2 separate regions of the Homo sapiens genome follow, and region 1 is linked to region 2. A link is an interaction called in ENCODE POLR2A ChIA-PET data of the cell type or tissue named here. Cell type or tissue: HepG2. All regions are shown on one strand. Each heading gives the region's core, and the rest is flanking DNA. Links, peaks and the distances in the headings are about the cores only.

Region 1 (5,382 bases), core at 219-5,218, 54 kb after region 2:
GGGTTAATTTGGGTAAACAATATAACATGTCTTGATTAGAATGTAAATTCCACGAAGGCAGGGATCTTTGGTGTCTTTTTCACTCTAGTTTTTCCAGCAACCACAATATGCCTGAAATATAATAGATGCTCAATAAATATTAGTTTAGTGAATGTCTGACTCTCTAAACTCATGTGCTTTTCTATATCACAGTCTTCTGGGAGGGCATGAATAGCTTGAAAACAAAGTAGCCCTTTGTCCCACTGTTTAATTTTTGTGTTTAGTCATAATGTTGACGGTATGAAATCTCAAATAGGATTAAGACTTGAAATTTGTCTGTTAATCCAAGGGGAGCAGGGGTTACGCAAGGTGGCAGAACCACTATTCCAGACTGACACTAACCTATTAATCCCCACATTTTCAGTACCATTGTGTCTTGAATCCAGCTTGGCCATAAGGAAATGGGGCGAGACTTTGTCATGTATGTCGCTGAAGTTCAGCTATGCAAAAATGTTCACCTATCCTTGATCAACCAGTCCAGGAACCATCAAAGAAGAAAATGAGATTCGACTTAGAAGACCTGTTCTTTATAAACCCCTGCACAGCCCTAATGATCAACACCACTTCCAGTGCTCATAAATTACTGCTTCAATAATTGTTCTGCAATTCTGCCTATTCTCATTGAATGCTTCGTATAATCCCTTTATTTACTTTGGGCTACGATTCATTTTTATCAGTGAGTATTGTACTTGTTTCATCTCAAAAATCATTCTCCTTGAGAAAAAAAAAAAGAACAGAGTTGAGGAATCCTGCTTTCTCTTTCATCCACAAATGCTCTATTGTCAGAAGGGGGCTTATATTTCTTGTGAACTTCTTGTGCTGATTTTAACTTTGTAAAGTTTTCCTGTTTTCCACGTATGAATGAGCATGAGAACTATGAAAGGCAATCAGGTATAAGATATTGTCAAGTATGTGACTTGAGGGACAAGTGATCTATGTGAGCCTGAAGGGAATCCTGGGATTGAGAGAGCATGCAGAGAAGGCACATAGGTGTGCTAGGGCATGCAGGTTGTACAGAGATGGACAGGGAGAAAATTCGAGTGACAGAGGTTTTCTATATGGTGGGAGTAGTGTGGGTTGGCGTCTATCAGGGGAGACCAACTGACCATATCCCTCTGTTCACTTTTAGCCATGAGTACAAGGCTACAAGAACTCGAGAGGTCATCTAAGTTATTTCTGGCTCTTTCAGGTCAAATGACTACTAGACTATCCTGGTTTCTAATTTGAAATGTATCCAAAGAAGATTCCTGTCTCACCCTCTGCAATCCACTTGCATGTCTGACCACACTCGGTGCCTACACAATCTTCACTTTGTCTAGCCTAAATTCTTCTAACTGTGGCCTAAGGCCTTGGAAGAATGATGCCTCTGTGGGGTAAGAACTGCCTTCGTGGCATAAGAAAGGCAGACCTGGGTGATCTGGAAGGGCTGTTGCAAGGGGATAGGAGTGCTGAGGCCTTTTCCATTAAGAATACACAGGACTATGGAGACTCTTGTTTTACTAGAAACTTCTTCACAGATACCTTAAATTAGGAAGAAAATGCCTTTGGTTCTTGGTTCTACTATTGGCTTCAAATTCTTAGGCATGCCAGACCCTACTGAACATCTTGACACATGTCCTTTCTTCTCTGAACTGGCGCACAGGCATGGTGAGTAACTGGGGGTGCCCGGCAGGTACTGATGCTGGGTGTGGTCCCTGTGTTATTCAGTCAGAAGTGAATAAAATGTACCTTTGTGTTAGATCTGGAAGGACAAAATAATTCCTGAGACTGGTAAGAAAAGCCATTTGGGAAAATTGTGGATATTTCTTGGCCTCAAAGGAGAGCAGCAGAATATCAAACTTAAGGCTGAACCTGTATGTCAGTTGGGGCAGGATGGACTCAAAACATCCTAGGAAAAGAATAAGGTCTCCTGAGGAGGTTCTGCAGCCAGTTAGAAAAGTGAAATCCCTCCAAATTGGAGTGGCATGGCATCGGCATCCAAAGGGATGGGCATCATGGAGAGCACGAGTGTCCCTCTCTGTCCATTTTCAGATGGACATCACAAGCAACCTTCCCTTAGCCCTCTGTGGGAGAGCTGACGATAATAATAGCCAACATCGATTGAGCATTTCTGTGTCCCAGCCCTGTGGCAAACGCTTGACAATGTATCACAGTTAATCCCTGCAGTATTAACAGAAGGCAGGCAGGCGCTATGCTCACTCCCATTTCACAAATGAGAAAGTTGAAATTGGAGAAAGAACTAGCTTTTCTCAAGAACATTCAGTAAGTGTGGATTCAGCCCCCAGGGCTGCCCACTACTCTTACCAGCCAGGGCTCTTACCCATGTGACATCTTGCCCCCTAGACTGCACGGGCAGCATAGGGTAGGGTGGCTCACCTAGGCACTCAGTGCTGCTGACACAGGGTGATGCCAAAGACGCAGAAACACATGGGAAAGGTGACTGCCATTTCTGGGCTCTAAAAGAGCCTATAAAATAAATATGCAAATCAAAATTTTATGCCATCTTGATGGTTGGAAAACTGGCTATATAACAGTTTGGCTCTAAGAATCAAGTGGTGCAGGGAGAGAGAGTGCAGAACCGACGTACTCGGTAGGGGAGTAAAGAGCCAGGAAGCAGGAGGAGGGAAAGAACAGTTGGCAGGGCAGTGGAGGTGAAGAGGTGGGGACGGGATAAAGCCCAGGGTAGCTCCCTTAGCTTTGGTTACAATTCAACAAAGGAACAAAAGGAGACTACAAAGCTCCCTTTACAGCTGCACTCTGGCCAGCTTTGGCCAACTTGCAACTCAATTCAGAGGAACATCTCAGCAAAGGGCTCATTTTCATCACAAACATCTACTACAGTTGTACTGGAGTCTTATCCTTGGATGATGTAAAATGAGAAGTTACAGGGCCCAGTGTGACCCTGAGCCGGGGGCAATCACTGTGGGCTGTCTAGTCATTTTAAGTCAACATTGCTAGATTAAGCAACCAGGATGACCAAACCTGGGAATAATGAACAGCTTTATCATGTTGGCATGTGAAATGGTCAAATCCGTGGCTGGAATATTTTCAAGGCAATGTGTACCCAATTAAGATCCGGGGTGTGGTGGCTCATGCCTGTAATTCCAGCACTTTGGGAGGCCGAGGCGGGCAGATCATCTGAGGTCAGGATTCAATTAAGATCAATAAATGACAAATGGGATGCTTTTATTTTTGCTTTGCTTTTTTTTGTTTTGTTTTGAGACAGGGTCTCCCTCTGTCGCCCAGGCTGGAGTGCAGTGGCGTGATCTCAGCTCATTGCAGCCTCCACCTCCAGGGTTGAAACTATTCTCCTGCCTCAGCCTCCTGAGTAGCTGGGATTACAGGCGCCCACCACCACGCCCGGCTAACTTTTGTAATTTTTTAGTAGAGACGGGGTTTCACCATGTTGGCCAGGCTGGTCTTGAGCTCCTGATCTCAAGTTATCCACCTACCTCGGCCTCCCAAAGTACTGAGATTACAGGCGTGAGCCACCGTGCCTGGTCTATTTTTGCTCTTTTCTTTGCTAACATGTTACACCAGCTCAGCTTCATAGCTGTAAACATGCAGCTGCCAAGGTAGGTTCCAGGCTGCGCACCTTCTTCCTGACGCTGCTGCATGAGCTGGCGGGGTGGGTGATGAAGAGTTACTAAAACATGAAGTGGCTCCTCTACGAGGGGAGAAAGGGCTGGAAACTCCACCAAGGCTCAGAAGTTACCCCAGGGGTTCAGATGGGGCTCACGGGATTCAGAGAGAACCAGACTACTTCCTCTTCCCCTATTCAGGGAGGTTGAAGTCCTGATTGCATCACCCTGGCCTGCCCCAGTTCCAAGAACTGGGGTTAGCAGCTCCAGCCCCTTGATATGCAAATCATGCAGTCCCACTGCTGATAAATTGTTCTACCCAGGGGAGGGCTAATACTGTCCTGCCCAGCTGGCAGTTTATCTTGGTGCTTCCTGCCAACCCCACAAAGGTGGAAAAATAGAATTCGCTTTCATAGAAGAACCTCACTGAACTGAGCTAAAAGTAGGGACTCTGGAGTTAAACTGCTTGATCCAAATCCTAACCCCACTGCTTTAGTTGTGTGAATTTAGACAAGTGACTTAATCTCTTGTACTTCACTTTCCCCCATCTGTACAATGAAACTGAGAGTACCCACCTCATGGGGGGTATTGAATAAGTAAATACACTTAAAGTATTTAGAACAGGGCTTCACATGTAATAAACATGCAACATGTTAGCCATTAAGTGAAAGCAACTTTGGCAGTCAAAGGCTGACCCACATCCCAAAGCAAAGGCTTGAAGTTATTGTCCTTTCAAACACTCAAGGCCATGTGTCTAATTCAGTTAGGTCACCGTGGAATAGCTTGGGAGAGCAGGAGCAAATGGGTGTGGGATGAGGACTGGCTGGGAAGGACAGTGGGATGATAAGGCCTGACGATGTCTTAAGATGGACCTGAGGGAGTGAAAGGTCCCAATGTGACCTCGTCTTGACCTCCATGCTGCCCACTGTGCTGAGGGAACCCAGCAGCCCCAGTGGACTCTGGCCCAGTTGCCTGAATGGCTCGCTACCTGCTCTGTGCCAGCCTTCTTCAGGAAGTGTGGGCAAGACAGCCTTGTGATCCCTTGGAAGGGGATGCCAGGTCTAGCAGAACTGAAGAAAGATGTGAAGTAGAATTGTAACCAGGAATTGAAGACTCATTTGAGCTTTAGGTAAATATCCTGTGTATCTTCTCTCTTCTCAGATATAAACATTAGCTATTGAATAACCTGATAGGCATGGAATAAATAGCCTCAAAAGAATGGACTCAACCCAAACTGGGGAACCCAGGTAGTGGGCTTGAGAAGCAATTGTGAAGAAGGAAGCTGCTGAGTGATCACAGACTTACCAAAGACAGTGTTTTGGCTCTGCGTGGCTATGATAATGAGTTTTGTGAATGAAACAGGAGGCATGCTTTATTTTTCGTGGTTGTTTACCAGAGTGGAGTGAACCATAACAAAAAGTTAATCAATCCCACAGAGCAATAGAAGACCCAAAGTGGAGGAGCTATGAAGGCCAAAAAAGTCCCAAAGTCAGAATGATCCTTCCCTTTCCCAGACTACAGCATCAAAGATTTAGACCCTAGAGCTGGATCTACTCTTTACCAAGCCTGAACCCTTTGGGAAACCAATGAACTCAACTTCTCTGAGCCTCTCTTGCCATTTGTAGTATGTACTGCAGTACTCACACTATCATCAGTGGGAATAGTGGGCACGTCATGAAGATCTAGTGGCATGATGTGGGTGAGAGTGATGACTATGAGTGGTAAGTGCTACACAAATGGAAAGGGAAGTTCCTAGCTACTC
Region 2 (5,382 bases), core at 223-5,222:
GTCAATAGGAGCCCTCTCTGAGAGAATGAATCACTTGAACCTGGGAGACGGAGGCTGCAGTGAGCCAAGATCATACCACGACACCCCAGCCTGGGCAACAGAGTGAGACTCTGTCTCAAAACAAAAACAGAAACAAAACAAAGAGATCTATTAAACATCGGATCCGTTAAACATCATGTGGCCTGGTGGGCCACATTTAGGTCACCTGCAGGTGCTCTAGCTGTTCCTGCTTCCCAAGTAGTAGGCACAGCTGGGAGTAGGGTAAGGCATAAAATGGAAAGAGGCACTCACTCTCACGGACTTCTGTTTTTAAACAATGAACAATTTTTATAAAGAATAAATTTCAATTTTAAAGATATTCAAATTCAGTAAATATTTCATATATGAACTTAAAATTTACACACAACCAACAAAAATGTGACACCATGCAGTTTGCAATCTGTTTCATTGTTTTAAATTTTAGATACAAATTAAAAACTCCTTATGGTCAAATAGGATGGAAATAATTCACATTTTGTTTCTTCGTCTAGAAGAAGCAACAGTCCAGCTGTTAAAGCGTAGGCCATAGCATTGCTATGTTATTATTGCTTATTTCGAAACTGTTTACATGCAGGAATGTGTAGCATCCCACAGGCTGGAAATAAAAAATGTGCTGAAGGGAGCTTGGATGAATCCCACCTGTCTCAAACTTACTTTGCAAAGGAATGTCTGTGACGGGGTCCACCTATGTCAGCGGCAACAGCAACTTTAGTAATTGTTTAGAGCTTGCAAGGAAGAGTGTTTTATCAGTGACACTGTTTAAAAATTGTCAGCATTTGATGATAATAAGCAGCAGACTGACTTGGAGTCAGTTTTATTATTGTCTTTAAATTCTCACCCCATTACTGCCTGCACTTGCTCTCTCTCACCTCCCTGCCCATTATACACCACTGTGGGTGGACCATTACAGGGGAAGCTGGTGATACACATTAACTCCAGGAACACTGTACTGGAGACACAGCAGAGGGAAGGACACGTGGTATTATCTATCCAAAAGATCAACAAAGATGAAAACAGACAGCTTCCTACTAGGGAAGTCTTAGTGTGGCTCATTGTTATGCCAATGCCCTGTGTTCAGGATCCAGCAGGAAGGTTGTGAGCCCAGGGCCCTGTGGCCCAGTTAATTGTCCGCGGCTCAGCCCTGGCCAGCTGCCTCGGAAATGAATGCCTTTGGCCATACTGGCAAGACAGACAGGAGAGTCATCAGTTTAGATCACATTCATTGCTCTTGTGAGAAAGACAAGAAAAAATACACAGTCTGCCCATGATGTGTCCTCATCTCGTGAAAGATAGGACACTACTGAGTAAAATCAGATTCCCATCCGAAAAGCACATCTTCCGCTAATTAGGCACATTAGCTTTGTGCAAGGTCGGGTGTAAAATAACTTTCATTTCACTCGTTTCAGAAGACAGGGCAGATGAGGGCAAGAGGATATGCCCCACATAACAAGAGCTATTGTTCGGTTTTTCAGGAAGCCATGGCCTGAACAAGGCATTGGGGTTTTCACAGCTGGACTCACCCCAAAAAGATGATTTTATAAATAGTGTTTTTGTTTTTTACCTTTTCAACTTCATTAGAAAATACAAGGTTTACCTAACCCTAACCCCCAGACGAATAGACATAATGAATTCCCAGACATATAGACTTGGCAGTGACTGCTTCACCCCTGAATGGTTGCTTTGCACTAAGCACTTCTGACACTAATGTTCATGCTTAAGCAAACACATTACTAGGAGAGAAGAATAGCTCTGTCAGCCTGCCCAGGCCACTCAGCACAATGGGAGCTGCAGCTGCCCTGGATCTCATTAAAACAGGGGCAGGGAGAACGGTCCTGTAGACGCACATGGGGATTCTCAGATTCACAGACCTTTGCTTACACATCACACACCATCAGCATCAAACAGCTGACTTCAAGAAGTTCCTAAGAAAGAAAGCTTTACTGGTTATTAATAAGCCTGAAATATTTGTGTCTCTGGATTCTCTGCCAGTCTTCTTTTTCTCTTTGGTTCTTTTCTCTTTACATGACAATACTCACATTTGCAAAATGAGGTGTGTTAGAGAATCAGATGATTTCTAGAGAGAGCTATGTTTGGGACCATTTCTTAATCTTTTCCACCTTTGGAGTGTCTGTGTTCACGTTAGCATTTCTGTCTGGAGTTATGAATTATGCTGTCAAAAGGAGTTTCAAACTGGGTTTGTTACCTGGATACCCACAAATATGCACGGTCTGTTTGTATAAATCTGAAAAACCTTCCTTGTCCTTAGGAAACCAGGCCATTCTGCACATTAGGAAGGGGACAGTGAATCCAGGCTTCCGTTAGTTCTCTGGGCCAGTTGGGGAACAGTGCCTGGATAAATAACAGTAGGAGTCCAGAGTCCGTTCTTGACTGGGGTGGCTGTAATCCATTCACAGGGAGGGAGACGTCTCTGGCTGGAGATGCAGGGCTGAGCATGCCATCAGACACCCCTAAAGGCAAGCTTAAGACCACATCCCATCTGCCTACAATCATAGCAGTCACTATCCCCTCCACATGGTACACAATATGCCTCAGAACAGTCCAGCTCTTAAAGCACAGGCCAGAGGCAGGGACCAAAGGAGGCAAGAGCAATGAAGACACTGGAGGGATGACGGGGTTCTGTGGCTCGACTCCTGGACCATCTGCACCCAGAGTCCACCAGATCTGCCAGGAGAAGGCTCAGCAGTGCTTCTCTCATCGGAACAGACTCAAGCATTGGCATCTGACAATGTCCCCCATATGTCATTCTCACTCTTTTCATAGCCCACCTCCCCCCAACCCACAGCCCAACCTGGAGAAGCCCACTGTGAGTCTGGATGGTCACATCAAGCTTAGGACCCCTGGTGGCACTACGCACAGCAGCATCCTCATGAAGAAAAAGCCCCCCAGTGGCTTCCTGTCTCTCCAGACACGCTCCCCAGACGGCAGTTGTCAGTTTCCATCACCCAAACCCCTTCAGGCCAGGCCCACTAAGATTGGCTCACAAAAAAAGGGAGGGGAGAGAGGCAGCTGCTGCTGACAGGGCCAGCTGCTTCAGAGTCATTTCCTTGCTGCCGGTGCTGGGCAGATGTTCTACTGCCATTTCCCTTGCTACTAACTTCTGATCACTCTCCTGGTAGCTTGATTTTACCTAGTTGAAGGTGTCTCCAAGTGCAGCCTGTGGTCCACTTATAGGAGAATCACCTGGGATGCATGTTTAAAGTGCAGGTTCAGAATCTCTGTGTGTGGGACCCTCAAATTTGTTCTTTTAACAGATACCTCAGATGATTCTCATGCACATAAACATTTCAGAGACACTGAAGTTCTGTGACCACTGGCTCTATGTATTTACATTTTATTTAATTTGGACCTCAGGAGAATAGAGTAAATTACTCACTTCACGTACCACGGCCATCATCAATATGCTTTGGTGACCCGTCCACGCTGCTATATGTAAATCTCCTTTCCCGCTTCTGGCTTGAATAGTGGCCCATCTTGTATTTGTTTATGTTTAACTAAACCATTGCTTTATTAACAAACATCAGTCCTTGTTTACATACATACATACACACACACACACACACACACACACACGCACCATGATGGACAGCTTTACATGTATTCTTATGATCTGCACATCAGTGTTTTCTTGGGCACATACTCAGGGCCAAGAATGCATCCTTGATTTCTCTAGGGACTCCTAGATTGCTCTGCAGGATGGCTGCATTTATTTCCACCCCTCTAGCAGTGTCTTTGTTATACTTGATTTTATCCGACTTTCTCTAAAGTGATCTCTCATTGATGTTTTAATTTGTATTTCTCTGATTGCTAGTAATGTTTAGCATCTTTGTATACACTTATTGGCCATTAAGAGGTTTCCTCTTGTATATTTTGCCTGTTTTCCCTTTTTATTACTGTTTCGCAGGATTTCCTAGATCTACATTCTTTGGTTTGGGATGTCAGTAACATCTTCTTCCAGTTTACCTGTTGACTTTGTCTGTAGTATTTGTTGGAATAAATCTTTAATTTTGTTTTGTAGACAAATCCGTATTTTTTTCTCCTCCTTATGGTTTGTACTTTCGGGTTTTTCTTTAGAAATGCCTCCACTCAAAAGTCACAGAGATATTCACGCATATTATTTCCTATCACTATAAACTGTTATATTAAACGTTTGGGCATTTAATCCATTGGGGTTTCTTTTTAAATTGTCTGAGGTGGGGCTGAATGGAGGCAATTTTCCCATCACCATGTACTACTTAATCTATTGCTTCTGTAGTGATTTGTGATGCCCCCTCTATCATATAACATGTTCTCCTCTATAGCTGGGTCTAATTCTGGGTTCTGTATTCTGTTCTCCTGGTCAACTTGACTTTTTTCCCCTTTTCTTAATCATGGCTTTGTGATGTGCCTTAATATCTAGCAAGGCAAATTTCCTTTTTGCCTACACTTAAAAAATTAGCTGTCTGTGGATATTTATTCTTCATATGAATTTTAAAATTGTTTTTCAAAGTCCTAAAAACTTGGGGTGGGCATTTTACTTGAATTGCATTGGATCTACAGCTTCAGTTTGGGAAGAACTGATATTCTTAAAATGTTAAATTGTTCCACACAATCAGCATATCACTCCATTTATTCAAGTCTTTGCTTATATCTATTATTGGAATTAAAATTTTCTCCAAAAAGTCTTGTGCATTATTGTCAGATTATTTCCTAGATTTAAATTTTTCCTTTCCCATCTTTTTCTGGATCTATCTATTGATGACTATTTGCTTGGACCTTTCCTCCGCCCCAGTCTTGTTTTCCCTTGAGTTCTGATACCCTCTTGGGTTCTCTTTGCTTTCCTGGCTTCAGCCCTCACTACTCTGTCTCTACAGTTCTGCCTCCTCATCCCATTCCCTTGATCTGCAACTGCCTGGTCACTAGGTGTGACCATTTAGATCTTCATTGTTCGGAGTGCTTCAGAGATGTCACCTAAAGCCATATCTGACATGTAGCCTGGGACGTTAATGAGGCTTACGTCTGAGCATAGACTATAACTTAAATGGAAGTAAAAACAGAACTAATGATCTGTGGCCCAGCTTTAGGTCATAAAATGCATGCAAAATTGGATTTGTTCCAAAGGGTATCAGAAAAAAATGGCTCCTGGCAATATAAAGCTCAAATAATAGTAGCATAGATGATAAAGGCATGCATGATGTCACATAACAAGAAAGCTGGGGTATAGTTCCAGGGTTGGTACAGGAGCTCAATGAGATCATTTTGGCATTTCTTCAGGTCTTTCCCTTATGGTTGCAAGTTGGCTACTGTAGCTCCAAACATAACATCTTCATTCTGCCACATTTTAAA

The links. ChIA-PET counts read pairs that join two places held together with the same protein. Peaks named below come from ENCODE experiments on the same cell type or tissue, not always from the same donor. Only the 100,000 strongest peaks of a DNase experiment are listed, where the experiment ranks them.
Region 1: POLR2A ChIA-PET joins it to region 2 with 5 read pairs; 9 of 35 experiments call an interaction of 5 or more read pairs at or near these places.

Annotation. Positions count from the first base shown.
Region 1 is chr14:61,551,574-61,556,955 of GRCh38, reverse strand. It overlaps LINC01303 (long intergenic non-protein coding RNA 1303), which reads left to right. Exons shown (of 5, transcript NR_110416.1): 5 at 404-684. Among named protein-coding and RNA genes, the nearest start is that of PRKCH-AS2, 8.8 kb to the right of the region's middle. RefSeq lists enhancers at 4,083-4,132, 4,027-4,536, 4,537-5,047. In HepG2, for the core only: no CTCF peak of the experiment used is centred there; DNase peaks (open chromatin) are centred at 235, 3,005 and 3,835.
Region 2 is chr14:61,605,367-61,610,748 of GRCh38, reverse strand. All of the region lies in intron 1 of LINC03033 (long intergenic non-protein coding RNA 3033), which reads right to left. Among named protein-coding and RNA genes, the nearest start is that of LINC01303, 37 kb to the right of the region's middle. RefSeq lists enhancers at 814-1,425, 1,874-2,623, 2,624-3,374. In HepG2, for the core only: a CTCF peak has its summit at 2,919; DNase peaks (open chromatin) are centred at 1,028, 1,768 and 2,388; H3K4me3 peaks cover 1,821 bases.